Regions from separate parts of the Homo sapiens genome. Here all the other regions are linked to region 1. A link is a contact called in ENCODE Hi-C or POLR2A ChIA-PET data. All regions are on one chromosome and are shown on one strand. The core of a region is the stretch at or near the end of the contact, and the rest is flanking DNA. Distances in the headings are between cores, read along the strand shown.

The links. Hi-C counts contacts between places; a loop is a spot of excess contacts on that map. ChIA-PET counts read pairs that join two places held with the same protein, here RNA polymerase II (POLR2A). Pooled maps may share reads with other maps.
Region 2: a loop to region 1 is called in a pooled map, with 2.6 times the contacts of the local background. The contact joins the enhancer-like site here to the promoter of HSP90AB1 in region 1. A Hi-C loop is called at or near these places in 1 of 50 pooled maps. POLR2A ChIA-PET finds 5 or more read pairs at or near these places in 2 of 52 experiments (activated T-cell and naive thymus-derived CD4-positive, alpha-beta T cell).
Region 3: a loop to region 1 is called in a pooled map, with 15 times the contacts of the local background. The contact joins the promoter of ABCC10 here to the promoter of HSP90AB1 in region 1. A Hi-C loop is called at or near these places in 10 of 50 pooled maps. POLR2A ChIA-PET finds 5 or more read pairs at or near these places in 2 of 52 experiments (PC-9 and activated CD4-positive, alpha-beta T cell).
Region 4: POLR2A ChIA-PET joins it to region 1 with 13 read pairs in A549. The contact joins the promoter of DLK2 here to the promoter of HSP90AB1 in region 1. POLR2A ChIA-PET finds 5 or more read pairs at or near these places in 2 of 52 experiments (A549 and BJ).
Region 5: a map of CD8-positive, alpha-beta T cell shows a loop between it and region 1 (11-fold over the local background). The contact joins the promoter of POLR1C here to the promoter of HSP90AB1 in region 1. A Hi-C loop is called at or near these places in 1 of 168 maps with a recorded cell type or tissue (CD8-positive, alpha-beta T cell), 3 of 37 single-sample maps with no recorded cell type and 19 of 50 pooled maps. POLR2A ChIA-PET finds 5 or more read pairs at or near these places in 6 of 52 experiments (CD4-positive, alpha-beta T cell, GM10248, H1 and 3 more).

The regions. Positions count from the first base shown.
Region 1 is chr6:44,245,669-44,248,582 of GRCh38, reverse strand. HSP90AB1 (heat shock protein 90 alpha family class B member 1) reads right to left here and starts at 1,482. Exons shown (of 12, transcript NM_007355.4): 1 at 1,388-1,482. RefSeq lists enhancers at 383-432, 917-1,671, 2,426-2,914 and a silencer at 1,983-2,222.
Region 2 is chr6:43,336,936-43,339,849 of GRCh38, reverse strand. ZNF318 (zinc finger protein 318) reads left to right here. Exons shown (of 10, transcript NM_014345.3): 10 at 1-2,914. The coding sequence ends at 2,692. Among named protein-coding and RNA genes, the nearest start is that of CRIP3, 30 kb to the right of the region's middle. RefSeq lists an enhancer at 759-808. Within about 2 kb of position 1,386, at least 2 of the 41 ENCODE cell types and tissues checked have a DNase peak (open chromatin) inside an H3K27ac peak, as active enhancers do.
Region 3 is chr6:43,426,166-43,429,079 of GRCh38, reverse strand. ABCC10 (ATP binding cassette subfamily C member 10) reads right to left here and starts at 1,539. Exons shown (of 22, transcript NM_001198934.2): 1 at 1,323-1,539; 2 at 941-1,112. The coding sequence starts at 1,101. RefSeq lists an enhancer at 893-962.
Region 4 is chr6:43,454,004-43,456,917 of GRCh38, reverse strand. It overlaps DLK2 (delta like non-canonical Notch ligand 2), which reads left to right and starts at 1,370. Exons shown (of 6, transcript NM_023932.4): 1 at 1,370-1,523; 2 at 2,038-2,168; 3 at 2,444-2,507. The coding sequence starts at 2,093. RefSeq lists enhancers at 1-713, 2,342-2,391 and silencers at 1,312-1,551, 1,652-1,701, 1,732-1,811.
Region 5 is chr6:43,515,666-43,518,579 of GRCh38, reverse strand. POLR1C (RNA polymerase I and III subunit C) reads right to left here and starts at 1,491. Exons shown (of 9, transcript NM_203290.4): 1 at 1,402-1,491; 2 at 1,203-1,274. The coding sequence starts at 1,470. It overlaps YIPF3 (Yip1 domain family member 3), which reads left to right and starts at 1,654. Exons shown (of 9, transcript NM_015388.4): 1 at 1,654-1,853; 2 at 2,485-2,691; 3 at 2,879-2,914. The coding sequence starts at 1,773. RefSeq lists an enhancer at 1,365-1,914.

The DNA of each region.
Region 1 (2,914 bases), core at 233-2,732:
TTTAAAAATCCTAAAGGTCATATCATTTGTTAGGACCTTAGACAGTGAGTTCAGACTGGTTTAACCGGAGTACTATCCCTTCCCAAGACTAAAAATGCATTCTCTTAAAGATCTCAGACTACACACTAAGTGGGAGGCCTGAAAATTCAGAAGGAAAAAGAAAATAAGCTAAATATTCTTCAACCAAATGTCACAGAACCCACCTACTTAAAGAATGGTGACCAGCAGCCTCAGCATCATCTGGTAGTATGGCAGAAAAATCATAATGTTGGTCCAACCCAGGTATCTAGAGATCCCAAGTAATCCTTACACAAATTTAAATGTGAAAATCACTACCTACAGTTCTTTATTTGGGGGAGATCAAAGTGACTAGTTTAAGATAAAAATGGCACTAACTTTAAACTGCTCCCCCTGAGGTGTCAGTTCCTAAGACCAGTCCAAGGGCGGGACACTCCTGCCCCATAGGGCAGGGAGGAATAACCTGGGATCCATACGATACCCACCGGAGGAGCAATTAAATCCGGACAAAGAATTCTTAAGCCAAAAGCTCCACCACGACCCTTTCACAGCACAAAATTACAGAACAGGACCAAACCCAAGAAAGATGGTGGCCGTAGCCACCAGGCCGACACTCGTCACTGCCGGACATGCGTCGGCCAGGACCACGCGAGGAGGGGGCGCCGCAGTGCACCCTCCCTCGCCCCAGCATCCGGGCACTGGGGCGGGGCGCCAGAATCCAGAAGCTTCCAGAACAATCTCAGCTCTCGAGGAAGGGCGGAGGAAGGAGCCCATGAATCTTCCAGAACCTGCTCCCCTCCCCGCCCCTCCTCCACCGGGACTGCAAGAAAGATCTGGAAGGAGGGAGTATCGGGTGCTGGAGACCGAAAGCTCTCTTCCCACACCGTCAACCCTCCCTCACAGAAACAAAGCACCCAAGAAGGCTTTAACAACGCGTCCGATAAGAGAGGTGACAAAGCCAGTCCCACAAGGCCGTGCTGAGTCACCCGAGCGGGCACCCCCGCCACCCTGCGGTCCCCCTCCGACGCCCCGTAGCCGCGTCCGGAAGTGGAGGGGCAAAAATGGCAGCGTCCCGGGCCGCGCGGCCACCACGTGCAGCTGCCAGCCGCCCACTGCCCCAACCCCACAGCCCACCTCGCTACGGCCAGCAGGCGCCGAGAGAAAGCCCCACCCCCCAAACACACTAGAGAAAACCGAGGAGGACTCAAAAAACCTCACCCACCACTACCCTCACCCTATAAAAATCCAGAGCGTTATCCACAAGCCACCCCGACATCTAGACTAAGGCTCCCTAAAGGACAGAAAAAAACAAAAACAACACGAATACAGCACTAAAGGGAAAGAAGCCTAGCGGAGATCTCAGCCTTACCTTGAAAAGAAAAGGATTATACGTAATAGTGAGCAACGTAGGCTTGCTTTCCGATACCCAGACAGTCCCAACACTGCGCCGGAGTGACTCGAGAGAGCTACTGCGTGCCCCAAGTCGCCCTATATAAGGCGAAGCACAGTACAGCCGCCCTCCTGTAGATCCCTCCGCCTTAAAGGAGTATGATTGTCAACCCCGCACCTGCCGCCACCAGCCCACCTTGACGTCATGGTCCGAAAAAAAGAGGGGGCGGGGAAGAACCCAAGCAACGGATCCGCCCACACATTTGCTTGTGATCACAGCCCCATAGTTTCACGTCTAGGACATGACTCCATCAAGAGCGGGGATGAGGAGTGCTCATTTGGCATAAACGGTGTCTCTACGGGCGAGGAACCCACTGACCTCCCTAAACACTTGTGGGGCAGGCGTCCCCACACCCAAGGGCGGGACTGGGGGGGACACCGAAAAAGAGCGGAGGCAGCTAACCACGCGGACCACCGCTCCCAGACCCAATCTTCTTCCTAGCATCTGCCCTACACATCTCGCGTCCCGACAGAGGGACTGGCATTCGGGACCCAACCTTGGGTAGCCCCAGATCCCGACTCTCGCAGGAGTAGAGGAAGGGCGGAGGGTTCGCGCTGAGGGGCAGCTCAGCGTAGGGGGAGGGCGCCGGCCGGGGCTGGCGGGGACTCTTTGCCGACATGCGGCGGAAGGCGCGGCGGCGGCACTGCGGCATTTCCAGCAGTTTCCAGGCCTGTCTCGGCGGTCCCGCCCCCTCCCCGCGAGGCTCCGCCTCTCCGGCTGCGGCCGGGGCAGGGTTTTTGCAGCGACCCCACCCGGCGACCCGCTCTGACCTGTCCGAGAGACGCGGGTACCAGCCCAATCCTCAGGGATGGGATGGAGGGTTGGGGAGGGATCGGCTGACCCCTCCTTCCCCGCGTCAATCACACAACACCCAGGCACCTGGGGCGGCTCTGCGGGCGTACACTTTTGCAGACTGAGAGTGGAGTACCTGCGGGGGGGACCCCCCTCTAGCCCCTGCGGCCGCCACGTACACGGAGCACGGGGACATGCGCCCTCCCTACGCAGGCACGTCAAGCCCTTTCTCAAGCTGGTTCGCTTTTTTTCCGCCCACTTCGCTCCTGCAGCCATTTGGACCTGGGAAGGAGGGAGTCTCTGGGAACCAGTGCAGGGCAGCCGGAGCTCTTGGAGGCCGCGTGACGATGCCGGCCACAGAGCGGCTGGCCAAGTTGTTCCCCTTCAGCCTTGGCACCAGAGCCCCTAGGCCATGCCCCTGGCCAGTGAGCTGCCGTGTCTGGCCTGGCTCAGCCGTTTTGCCTGCCCTCCAGTTGGCAAGCTGTCCTTGCCTTTCCAAGGCCTCATCCGAAAGCCTGCTGGACCCACAACCCCTCCAGGAGAGAATAGCCACTCCCTGCTCTGTGCCCTGTAGATGTCCATCTGCTCCCCTTCCTGGCCCACCCCTGGGATGCTTGGGAAGAGTTTCCCCACAGCCACCCACATCGTCCTCCC
Region 2 (2,914 bases), core at 137-2,636, 910 kb after region 1:
AACCACTGCTAAACCTCTGCCAGTGGTTAAAGAGTCTTCAGCTGATCTCCTCTTACCTCCAGACATCATCTCCAAAGCATTTGGAGGGGAAGAGGTGATTCTAAAAGGGTCTCCAGAGGAAAAAGTGGTGTTGGCTGAAAAGAGTGAGCCATCTCATTTACCTGAACAAATACTACCACCTCCTCCACCACCCCCACCTCCACCACCTCCACCACCCCCCGTTATACCTCATCCAGCTGCCCCGTCTGCTGCTCAAGCAAATGCTATCTTGGCTCCAGTAAAATCAAACCCAGTTGTATCTCAGACTCTCAGCCCTGGCTTCGTGGGTCCTAACATTTTGAACCCAGTGTTGCCTGTAGCCATCATGGCCTCAGCACAGCCAGCTGCCATTCCTTCTGATGAGACAGCTCCTGGGGTGAGTGAGAGTGACCGAGACCAGACCCTGTTCTCTGTGTTAGTACGTCCTCCACCACCCCTCTCAAGTGTGTTCAGTGAACAAGCCAAAAAATTAGAGAAGCGAAATTCATGCTTAGCCACAGCCAATGCTAAGGACCTGTATGACATATTCTATAGTAGTGGTGGAAAGGGGGCCCCTGAGACTAAGGGGGCCCCTGAGACTAAGCTAAGTGGTGGTCCATTGGCCAATGGGGAAAATAGCAACCTCTCTAGAACCAAAAGTTCAGACACCTCTTCTACTTCTCCTTTGAACAGCAGTGCATCCCAAGAGGAGTTGCATCAAGATGAGGGTTTGGTCGCTGCTCCTATAGTTAGCAACTCTGAAAAGCCCATTGCAAAAACTCTGGTGGCCCTAGGGAAATGGTCAGTTGTAGAACATGTAGGCCCAAAAAGCACAGGCAGCACCTATGGCTTCCTACAGCCTCTGACAAGGTTGTGCCAAAGCAGGCCTTATGAAACAATTACCCCAAAGACAGACACTTTGGCCATATGGACCTCTAGTTCCTTCCAGAGTGACACTAGTAGGGATATATCTCCAGAGAAGAGTGAGCTTGACCTGGGAGAGCCAGGACCACCTGGTGTAGAACCACCTCCTCAACTGTTAGATATACAGTGCAAAGAATCTCAGAAGTTGGTAGAAATCCACCTCAGAGAATCTGTTAACCAGGATAAGGAAAGCCAAGAGCTCCGTAAATCTGAGGATTGTAGAGAAAGTGAGATAGAGACAAACACTGAACTAAAAGAAAGGGTAAAGGAGCTGTCTGAGGGGATAGTTGATGAGGGAGTAAGTACCAGCATTGGACCCCACAGCATAGATGATTCTAATTTGAACCATGGAAACAGATACATGTGGGAGGGAGAAGTAAAACAGCCCAACTTGCTAATGATTGACAAAGAGGCTGAACAGTCCAATAAATTGATGACAGGAAGTGAAACTCCAAGTAAAGTAGTGATCAAATTGAGTCCACAGGCTTGCTCTTTCACAAAGGCAAAATTAGACTCATTTTTATCAGAAGCTAGGTCTTTACTCAACCCACAAGATACACCTGTGAAAATTTCTGCCCCAGAGTTGCTGCTTCATTCCCCAGCCAGATCAGCTATGTGTTTAACAGGTAGTCCACAAGAGCAAGGAGTTTCAGTTGTTAGTGAGGAGGGGCTAGAGAATTCAGCTCCAGAATCAGCTTCTAGAACTTCTAGGTACAGAAGTCTCAAACTCAAGAGAGAAAGATCAAAAGACTTTCAAGTTAAAAAGATCTATGAGTTGGCTGTTTGGGATGAAAACAAGAAGAGGCCAGAGACCTGGGAGAGCCCAGAGAAACCAAAAACAGAAGCACTGGAGCTACAAGATGTCCATCCAGAGTTAACAGTGACAATAGAAAGCAAGGCCCTAGAAGACTTTGAAGCTACAGACTTAAAGGTAGAGGAGCTTACTGCCCTGGGGAATCTGGGGGATATGCCTGTTGATTTCTGCACTACTCGGGTAAGCCCAGCACATAGATCCCCAACTGTCTTGTGTCAGAAAGTGTGTGAAGAAAATTCTGTATCACCTATAGGGTGTAATTCCTCCGATCCCGCTGACTTCGAACCAATCCCATCTTTTTCTGGGTTTCCGTTAGATTCTCCCAAAACCTTGGTGCTTGACTTTGAGACAGAGGGTGAACGAAACTCACCTAATCCCAGGAGTGTTAGGATCCCTTCTCCTAACATTTTGAAAACTGGACTTACAGAAAATGTTGACCGTGGCTTGGGGGGCCTAGAGGGAACACACCAGGCCCTTGACCTGTTAGCAGGAGGAATGATGCCTGAGGAAGTAAAAGAATCTTCCCAATTAGACAAACAAGAGTCACTCGGATTGGAATTAAAAACAATTAATTCTGCAGGCCTTGGGCCATCTCCTTGCCTTCCAGACCTTGTTGACTTTGTCACACGGACCTCTGGAGTTCAAAAAGATAAACTGTGTTCTCCACTCTCTGAGCCAGGTGACCCTTCTAAATGTAGTTCCCTGGAGTTGGGGCCATTACAGCTAGAAATATCGAATGCATCCACCACAGAGGTGGCAATTCTGCAAGTAGATGATGACAGTGGCGACCCTCTGAATTTGGTTAAAGCTCCAGTGTCAAGGTCCCCTCCAAGGGAGCAGGTAATTGAAGACAATATGGTCCCTCAGGGAATGCCTGAACAGGAAACTACAGTTGGTGCCATCCAGGACCACACAGAATCCAGTGTTCACAACTAAGAATAAATACCTAGAGCTACTTGTGAGTGAATCATTGGCTTCTAGAAATCAGATGCCCAGATGATCCAAGACTAGTTTGTTATCTCATCTGGAACCTACACCAAGAGATGCAGTCAGCATCTTAAAGTAAATGTTCATGGAAGCTAAAAAATTTACCTCCTTTCCTTTTCCCTTTCCCCTTAAAACACCAGACAAATCGATAACAACTTATATATATATATA
Region 3 (2,914 bases), core at 290-2,789, 820 kb after region 1:
GTGAAGCACAATTTCTATTGATCACATGATGGTCTTTCTTGCTTTCCCAGGGGGCGGATGAATCCCTTCCTTGGATAGGAGAAGCTGTGTATCCGCTTGGTCTGGGAGGAATCCTGATTTGTTTCTTACACAGAGACAAAAGTCTAGAAGGGTTTAATCACCTAGCATAGACAGCCTTCTCAGAAGAGCAGCTATTAAAAATTGGCACAGTCTTTTGGGAACTCAGTCTAATGAGAAAGCAAGAAAGACCTCTTGGATAGAGACACTTCCCCCCATCAGACTAGGAACTCCCAAAGGCAGAGACCACACCGTCCTCCTATCTTCTCGGCAGCCAGAATGAGACTAACTTTAGTCATCTCTAGCCATACAAGAACTAAATACAAAATCAAGTTGAGTTTAGCATCCACACCTTATAGCCCTTAATTGGGGAAGGCTTAATGTTTGATTTTGCTCTTCTTGTCTATCTACTGCTTCCTCTTCAGCTGAGCCTAGGTATGCTTTTCTTAATCTGGAAACACTAAGGTTTCATGGGTTGCAGTGGTGAGAAACTGAGCCTACAACTTAAACACATCATCGCTTTTGGCTAAAAACGTTGTTCCCCCAATTCTGCCTCCAATTCATGACAGCTGAGTCCGGGTAGCTGAAAATGGACAATTCTGATGATTTCTGATACTCATCGGACCTTTAAAAACATGCCAGGCGCTGCACTATATGCTTAAATTCATTATCTCATTTAAACCTCCCAACAATGAGACTCAGAGAAGGCAGGTACTTGCCCAAGAACAGCCACATTGCTGCTAAGTAGCAATGCTTAGATTTTATTCTACTTCTGCCCTACTCCAGAGACCTCGCTATTCTGGTGACACTGCCGGAAGATGTAGGCCGCGGGTGAGATCTGCAGGCACACATGGACAGATGCCTTGCGCCCGTCTCTACCCACCTCGGGGTGCCCAAGTAACAGGCACTGAGCACGGCGAGGAGCGCGTGGGGCAGGGCGCTGAGCACCAGCTGGGTGAAGCAGTGGCCTGTGGTGTCCCCCTCCCACAGCGGGAGCGGCCACGCTGCGCTGCTGCCGCACAGCTGGGCCAGAAGTCGTTCCATGGACGCCTCACCTGAAGGGAAAGTTGAGGGTGACGGCTGTGCAGGGTAACAGCCGGCTTTGCCTGCACTTCCCAGCCGGGTCTCCCTGTCTCCAGCCCCGCCCTGGAACCGGGACCGCCCGTCGCTTCCGCCCCGAAGCCAGACCCCGCCCATTCTCGCGGTACCAAGGGTAAAAACGGGAGGAGGTTTCCCCAGTGGATTTCTGGACGCTGGTCACCCACCTTGCCATCTGTTTTTCCCCTCCCGTTTCTCCGCCCCCAGGCATCCGGAACCTCAAACCTGAAGAAGCTGCTGTGCACCGGATTCCGATATCCTGAGAACTGGTGTATGCAAAAAAAAAAAAAGTACTGCCCGGCCGGGGTGCTGGGCCCGCCCCGGCTGGCACCCCACCTAGAGGTTGGAAGACCTAGCCGGCGCTATTCGCCACGCCCATATGCTGGTAGCTGCACGCATGTGCACTGCTCTCTGCTTCGGCTGGCCTTTGCACGCAGGCGCGCTGGTGCAGACGCACAGTTGCGTTTTGGTACGCTTTTGTGGCCTGACTTGCGTTAAGGATCCATCCCTCCCTTAGTGCAACGTCATTTATAACCTCTCACGTGGAGTATTCGCTCACAACTGTGTAAGCTTACTAGTTGGCACAAGCATTGCAATCTCCATTTCTTGAAGAGGTGGGGAGCCGGGCACGGTTGCGCGCCTCGGTAGTCCCTGCGCGCCCGTAGTCTCTGCGCGCCGGTAGATCCCAGGAGGATGGCCTGAGCCCAGGAGTTCGAGAACAGTCCAAGCAGCATAGCGAGACCCCAGTCTCAGATAGATAGATGGATGGATGGAAATTCAAACATACCTGCCCCACGGACAAATAATGCCATTTTGGGACACACTGTTTTCCCTTATTATTCTAGGGCTGCATGACCTTGGACAAGTTACCTAACTTTTTTGAGCCTCAACTTTTTTTTGGGGGGGGGACGGAGTCTCGCTCTGTCACCAGGCTGGAGTGCAGTGGCACAATCTCGGTTCACTGCAACCTCCGCCTCCCGGGTTAAAGCGATTCTCCTGCCTCAGCCTCCCGAGTAGCTGGGACTACAGGCGCGCGCAACCACGCCCAGCCAATTTTTTTGTTCGTATTTTTAGTAGAGACGGGGTTTCACCATGTTGGCAAGGATGGTCTCGATCTCCTGACCTCGTGATCCGTCCGCCTTGGCCTTCCGAAGAGCCGGGATTACAGGCGTGAGCCACCACCCCGGCCGAGCCTCAACTTCTTTATTTGTACAACAGGGACAATACCAATACTAAAGTACTGTTGAGAGAGTTGAATAATTAATTTAGAGTGCTTAGGGCAAGTGCTTTGCCTAGGGTAGTCCTCCAATAAATCTTTTAAGGAAGCAGTGGGAAGAACATAACCTTTATAATTATACGGACCTGGGTTTGAATGCTTTTAGCAGAGGGATGTTGGGCAGGTTACTTCTGCATCTTTATTTTATTATGTTTGTCAGGCATGGTGTTGGTATCCGCCTTTACATAGGTGTGTACAGTGCTTGAAGAAGAAAAGCTAAACAAATGACAATTATGGTTATCCCACTTAATCTCAGTAAGAAGCCCCATATCCCTCAACGTCAAGAATTAATTTTCCTATTTTTAAAAACTAAGAGATGTAGGTTTGCATTTCACAATCTTTAGTAATTAATTAACAGAGTCTTGCTACCTGGCCCAGGCTGGTCTTGAACTCCTGGCCTCAGGTGATGCGCTTGCCTTGGCCTCCCAAAGTGCTGGGATTATAGGTGTGAGCCACTGCACCTGGCCAGGCTCCACTTCTAAT
Region 4 (2,914 bases), core at 121-2,620, 790 kb after region 1:
CTGTGGAGGTGGCTGTGTGAAGGTGGGAAGCTGCTCTGCCCCGACTAGCGACTGCTCCTTCCGATGTTTTGAATTTAAAGATGGTGAAATCTCAATCTGAAGGACTAGAGATGGGCGCTAGCGTTCCTGACCTCTGCCCTGTTGTCCTGCACAAACTAGAAATTATGTTCTGGGTCCTTGTCTTTTTTTGGGGGGGGGCGGGGGTCGGAGTTTTGCTCTGTCCCCCAAGCTGGAGTGCAGTGGCGCGATCTTGGCTAACTGCAACGTCTGCCTCCCGGGTTTTCAAGCGATTTTCCTGCCTCAGCCTTCCGAGTAGCTGGGATTACAGGCGCGCACCACCACGCCTGGCTAATTTCTGTATTTTTAATAGAGACGGGTTTCACCATGTTGGCCAGGCTGGTCTCGAACTCCTGACCTCAGGTGATCCGCCCGCCTCAGCCTCCCAAAGTGCTGGAATTATAGGCGTGAGCCCACCGAGCTTGGCTGGGTCCTTGTCTTGAAATGTGTCTCTGAGCCATTAGCCAGAAGGGGGCAAAGAGGCCTGGAGGGCAGCTTTCCCCCACTCCCCCTCCGTTACTCTCTGAATCTGAGCTCCAGGTTTGGGCAGTTGAGGTTTAGCCTGAGGCCAAGGACGAACGTGATGGGGTACAGGAGAAGACTTGGCGGTGGAGGGGGTTTTGTGTGCACATTTACAGAGTCAGGGGCATTCCCAGTCCAGAAAGGATTCTCAGAGGCAGTCACAAAAAGGAATGGGGTGGAAGGGCTGAGACTTGAGGGAGGGAAGGGTGGTGGGGGTAGGGCCGGGGTGTGGTTGGGTGGATCGGGTTGATATTTATATAGGGATAGGTTGATCTTGGAAGGCTGGAGACGGCAACGTGGACAGGAAGAAGCGGAGGGCGAGGAGGAGCAGAGGAGCACACAGATGAAGCAGGTGATGAAGGCTTTACAAGCGGGGAGGCGTGGGCTGGTGACAGGCGGAGGGCGGGGAGCGATTGCCTGCGTGTGCATAGATCTATATGAGAAGCGTGATGAGCGGCGGACAAGCGAAGGCAGGGCTGGGGCGTGGGCCGCGGAGCGCTGGTCGGGAAAGTGGGCATGGGAGATGAGAGAATAACGGGGTTGCGCTCCTTTGGCTTAATAGTTTGCTCCCATTGAGACTCCTAAGATTTCCTCCTCTCTTGGAAGGAAGCTGGGTTCGGGGCGTTGGGTAGCCGCGGAGGGCCGGGGCCCCGGGGCGCGCCGGGTGCTAGGTGTGCGCCGTGCGTCGCGGGGGGGGGGATGGGGGTGGGGGCGGGCTCCGCCCCTGGCAGGGGGCCTGAGCGCGCGCGAGGAGCAGCCGCTGCCGCCGCTCGGGGTCGCCTGGAGCCCCAGATTCCCGAGCGCTCGGCTCGCATGGCAGCCGCTTCGGCGCCCGGCCCCGCGGCCAGCTAGGGGCGGCCCCGCGCTCCCTCACGGCCCCTCGGCGGCGCCCGTCGGATCCGGCCTCTCTCTGCGCCCCGGGGCGCGCCACCTCCCCGCCGGAGGTGAGGACTGCGGGGACAGGGCGCGGTGGGGATTCCAGGCCCCGCGCCGCCGCCGAACCCAGCGCGGCGGAGATAGAAAGGGGACGTGGGAGAGAGTGGTGGTGGCGGGGGGGGGGGCTGTCGGAGCTGTGGGGCGGAGACTGCTCGCTGCCGGGAACCGTCCTTCCCTCCGGCCCCCGCGTCCCCTCCGTGCTCGAGGCCGCCTCTCGGCGCTGTCCCCATCCCGCGGACCCCTCCGTCCTGACTACGATCCCAACCCCAGCCATTCCCGCGCCTGGCCTCGCTCCGCGATGCCCATCTTTCCCCTCCTTGCAGACCCCGCTCCCGGGTTCCTGTCTTCGCTCTCCTCGCTCTCTTCGCCTGCTCAACCCTTCCCTGCCCCCATCCTCCCGCTACCCCCATCCCCTTCTTCTGTCCCGGCGCCCCTCTCCCTCGTCGGCTCCTGTCACTTGGAACCCGTATCCGTGCCGCTATCTCCGCGTCCGGCCGCCTCCCAACCGGTGCCGTCCCACAGGTGTCCACGCGTCCGGCCGTCCATCCGTCCGTCCCTCCTGGGGCCGGCGCTGACCATGCCCAGCGGCTGCCGCTGCCTGCATCTCGTGTGCCTGTTGTGCATTCTGGGGGCTCCCGGTCAGCCTGTCCGAGGTGAGCGCGCCCGCTGGGCTCCAGTCGCGGCCCTGTCCAGCCGTCCTCGCTTGCACGTTGACCTCTGCCGGCCGGAGGCGGCACTGCAGTCGCTCCGACCCGCGGGGCAAGCAAGACCGAGGTTGCCTTTTTGGAATGGGATGAGTTTCTGTGTTATGTCCTGCCCTAGGGTTGAGTCCGCTCAGTTACTGGAACCCCAATCCTCTCCTGAGTCCCGCATCCCAGCGAGCTGTGCCCTGACTCAGACTCACCCCTCCCACATCAATCTCTTGCAGCCGATGACTGCAGCTCCCACTGTGACCTGGCCCACGGCTGCTGTGCACCTGACGGCTCCTGCAGGTACCTGTCCTGAGCACGTGCCCCCAAACCCTTTGGTACCCATTTCTAAGCCCTTCACGTGCACAACAGTGTCTAGGGGCTTCAGACTCTACTCTTCATGCCTCATCACTCCTATGGCTGACTGGCCAGTCCCCCTTTCCCCTTTACCTCACCTCTCTTGCTTCTTCTAGTTTTTATCTCCCCACTTCTTTAATCTCCCAAGTCTGATCCAGGGATTGTCTGAACTCCTGACAGGGAGAGAGACCTAAAGCTTGAGAGAGCTTGGGGATTGGGTGCCATGAGGAAATGGAAAGATAAAGGAAAAAGGGAAAGAGAAATGGTTTAGCCTGGAAAAGAAATGCTGCAGGGAGAGTTGCTGGGGAGAAACACTTACAATGAAAGAGGATCTTTCTTGATGAGTTTGAGTA
Region 5 (2,914 bases), core at 242-2,741, 730 kb after region 1:
TCTCTCCCAGGTCACCTTAACTGTACTAACAGTTTTAGCAACTATCTGTTCTGACAACTCCCAAAATGTTATCTCACTTCTGATCTCATTTCAAGCATGCAGTCTTCTAGCCTGCTAGATTTCTCCACATGCAGAAAACAATGCATCATCATTCCCGTTCCCCAGACCCATTTCTCCTCTCAGTAAATGATACCACAATGCATCAAAGCAGTTCCCAAGCCAAAAAGTCATTTTATGCTACCCCCACAGCCTTTACCAAAGCAATCATAAATTTACCTTCTATTCTACCTTTGCTCTATTTCTACCATCAGTCTTAGTTCATGTCTTCAACCTCAGCTTCCCTTACAACAGATCTGCCTGCTCCATATGATCCTCCTCAAACTCATTCCCTCCCAGCCACCAAGGTTGCAAATCTCATCATGTCTGCTTAAGAACTATTCAATCTCCCTATCATCAACAGTGCCCAAGACACACTTCAACCTTGCCTACCACTCATGCCAGAACTACTTGGACATGCCCGGAGCACACTTCACACAAGCCATAATTTTTTTTCAAGCATTAACCTTTTTCATTGTTCATACTTTATTCCTTGTATCAACAGGTTAAAAAAGTAAAATTTTCCCAAGCACTGATTTACAGATCATGTTTATAAGCTGCACGCAAAGGTCAGTTGCCTAAACGGTAACATTCAGTAATCTATTTAAATGCAATTTTAACCCTTATTTTAAGCTAAGTGAAACAATACAAAAGACTAAATACACACAAAACCTGTATATCCTGAACTTCACTGACTTGAAACAAACCCTTCATAATTTAACTCCTGTTCTTTTTTACTTACCATTCAAGGCTCAATTGAGATGTACCCTCCTCTTGAAATGTTAAGTACCTCTCCGCCCCTCTTCCTGGTCTCAGCGTAATGCTCCCCACCCCAACCCTGCCGTCTTCATCGCTATCAACCACCTTCACCATATTACACTAGATTCACTGTTTATACACACCATTCCTCAACAAGACTGAACATCTTTGCAGAACTGGGTAGAAACCGTGTCTAATTTGGCCTGTAAACGGAGCGTCTAGCACATTGCTCAACAAACTTACAAACGGAGCGACCCCCAAGAGCAGCTTCTGAGACAGACACAGGCTGCTCAGACCACAAGGTCTGGCCTTCATAACCCTCCCCAGACAACTCCGGCCCCACTTACCTTCTCGAAGCGGTCCTGGTCCCAGGCATCATCATAACCGGAATAGTTACCGGGAAAGTCAGTAGTATGGACCTAGAGCAAAGGGACGAATTTGTCCACGAAGGGACAGTGAGCCCACAGCTATCCCCACGCCAATCCCAAGACCCATCCCTGTTCCGCTCTCATTCCTCCCGCCCGAGCTCAAGGCCACAAGGCTTACATTGCGAACCCCAAACTCCCCCAGAACCACGCGGCTCCGCATTTCCTCCACCGCCTGAGAAGCCGCCATCTTCAATCTCTCCACGAGACTAGAGGTTCTATCTCGCGCGTGCGTCCTAGTAGCCCTGCTCCGTCTCCGTGGCAACGCACCGCCTCCTGGAATCTTAAATATCGCGAGATTTTTCCCCGCCCCCGTCCACGTCCCCAGCTTCCGGAAGTTGCTTTTGTCCAAACATCCGGGCTTCTCCTTTTTGTGTTCCGGCCGATCCCACCTCTCCTCGACCCTGGACGTCTACCTTCCGGAGGCCCACATCTTGCCCACTCCGCGCGCGGGGCTAGCGCGGGTTTCAGCGACGGGAGCCCTCAAGGGACATGGCAACTACAGCGGCGCCGGCGGGCGGCGCCCGAAATGGAGCTGGCCCGGAATGGGGAGGGTTCGAAGAAAACATCCAGGTAATGGCCCCAAGGCACCAGCTGCCAGCAGCCGGAGGGCCGGCGATGTCCAGAAGTGTCTTGGGGATTCCCCCTCTGGGCCTGGAAGTCCGCTCCATTTACAAAACTCTCTTCTTTGGGTCTTCGTGCACACTAAAGTCAGTGGGATTAACATTGACCTGAAAGGGCCAGACTACTACTCCAGCCTGAGGATCTCGGGTTTCAGGGCCCGCCCGAGGCATTAGGAAGAAGGTATTCTTGGAACAAGTTAGGAGGTTGGTCGGGGTAAGGCATGGAGTGGGGTTGGGTGGGATTCACTGGCATTCGCTGAAAACATACTATGTGTATAGTTTTGTTTGGGGCTTAGGAAAGAAGGAAATGGGCACTTTTTCAGCCTTTTAGTCTTTGATAGGTAACATAGGAGAAAGACATGAATGGAAGACTAGTAGGTTTCCCAGGCTAGAAAAGATAGCCAAAGCTAGAAACCAGGCGTTCTGAGAGCATATGAGGGGGAATGGAGTGGCATGATCTGTAGTGATTCCAAGCCGTATCCTCAGCAGTGGAAGAACAAAGCCCTAAACCCTGGGATGAGCAGAGGACTTAATGGATGGAACAGAAAAGTCCTGCACTCTAGGAGCCATTGTCTTCACAGGGCGGAGGCTCAGCTGTGATTGACATGGAGAACATGGATGATACCTCAGGCTCTAGCTTCGAGGATATGGGTGAGCTGCATCAGCGCCTGCGCGAGGAAGAAGTAGACGCTGATGCAGCTGATGCAGCTGCTGCTGAAGAGGAGGATGGAGAGTTCCTGGGCATGAAGGGCTTTAAGGGACAGCTGAGCCGGCAGGTGGCAGATCAGGTAAGCAAGATTGAATCCTCTGCAGGTAGAAAAGTAGACCTAGGTATGTCCCGTGTTCTGGAATTGGTGTTGGTGATGTTCGCCCCAGGTTGTCCAGTTAGAACCATGTAGAAATCAAACGGAAAATAGGCAACAGGATCTAGAACCAACAGTACCACAATACCTATGCCCATCTTCCTTACTTCAGATGTGGCAGGCTGGGAAAAGACAAGCCTCCAGGGCC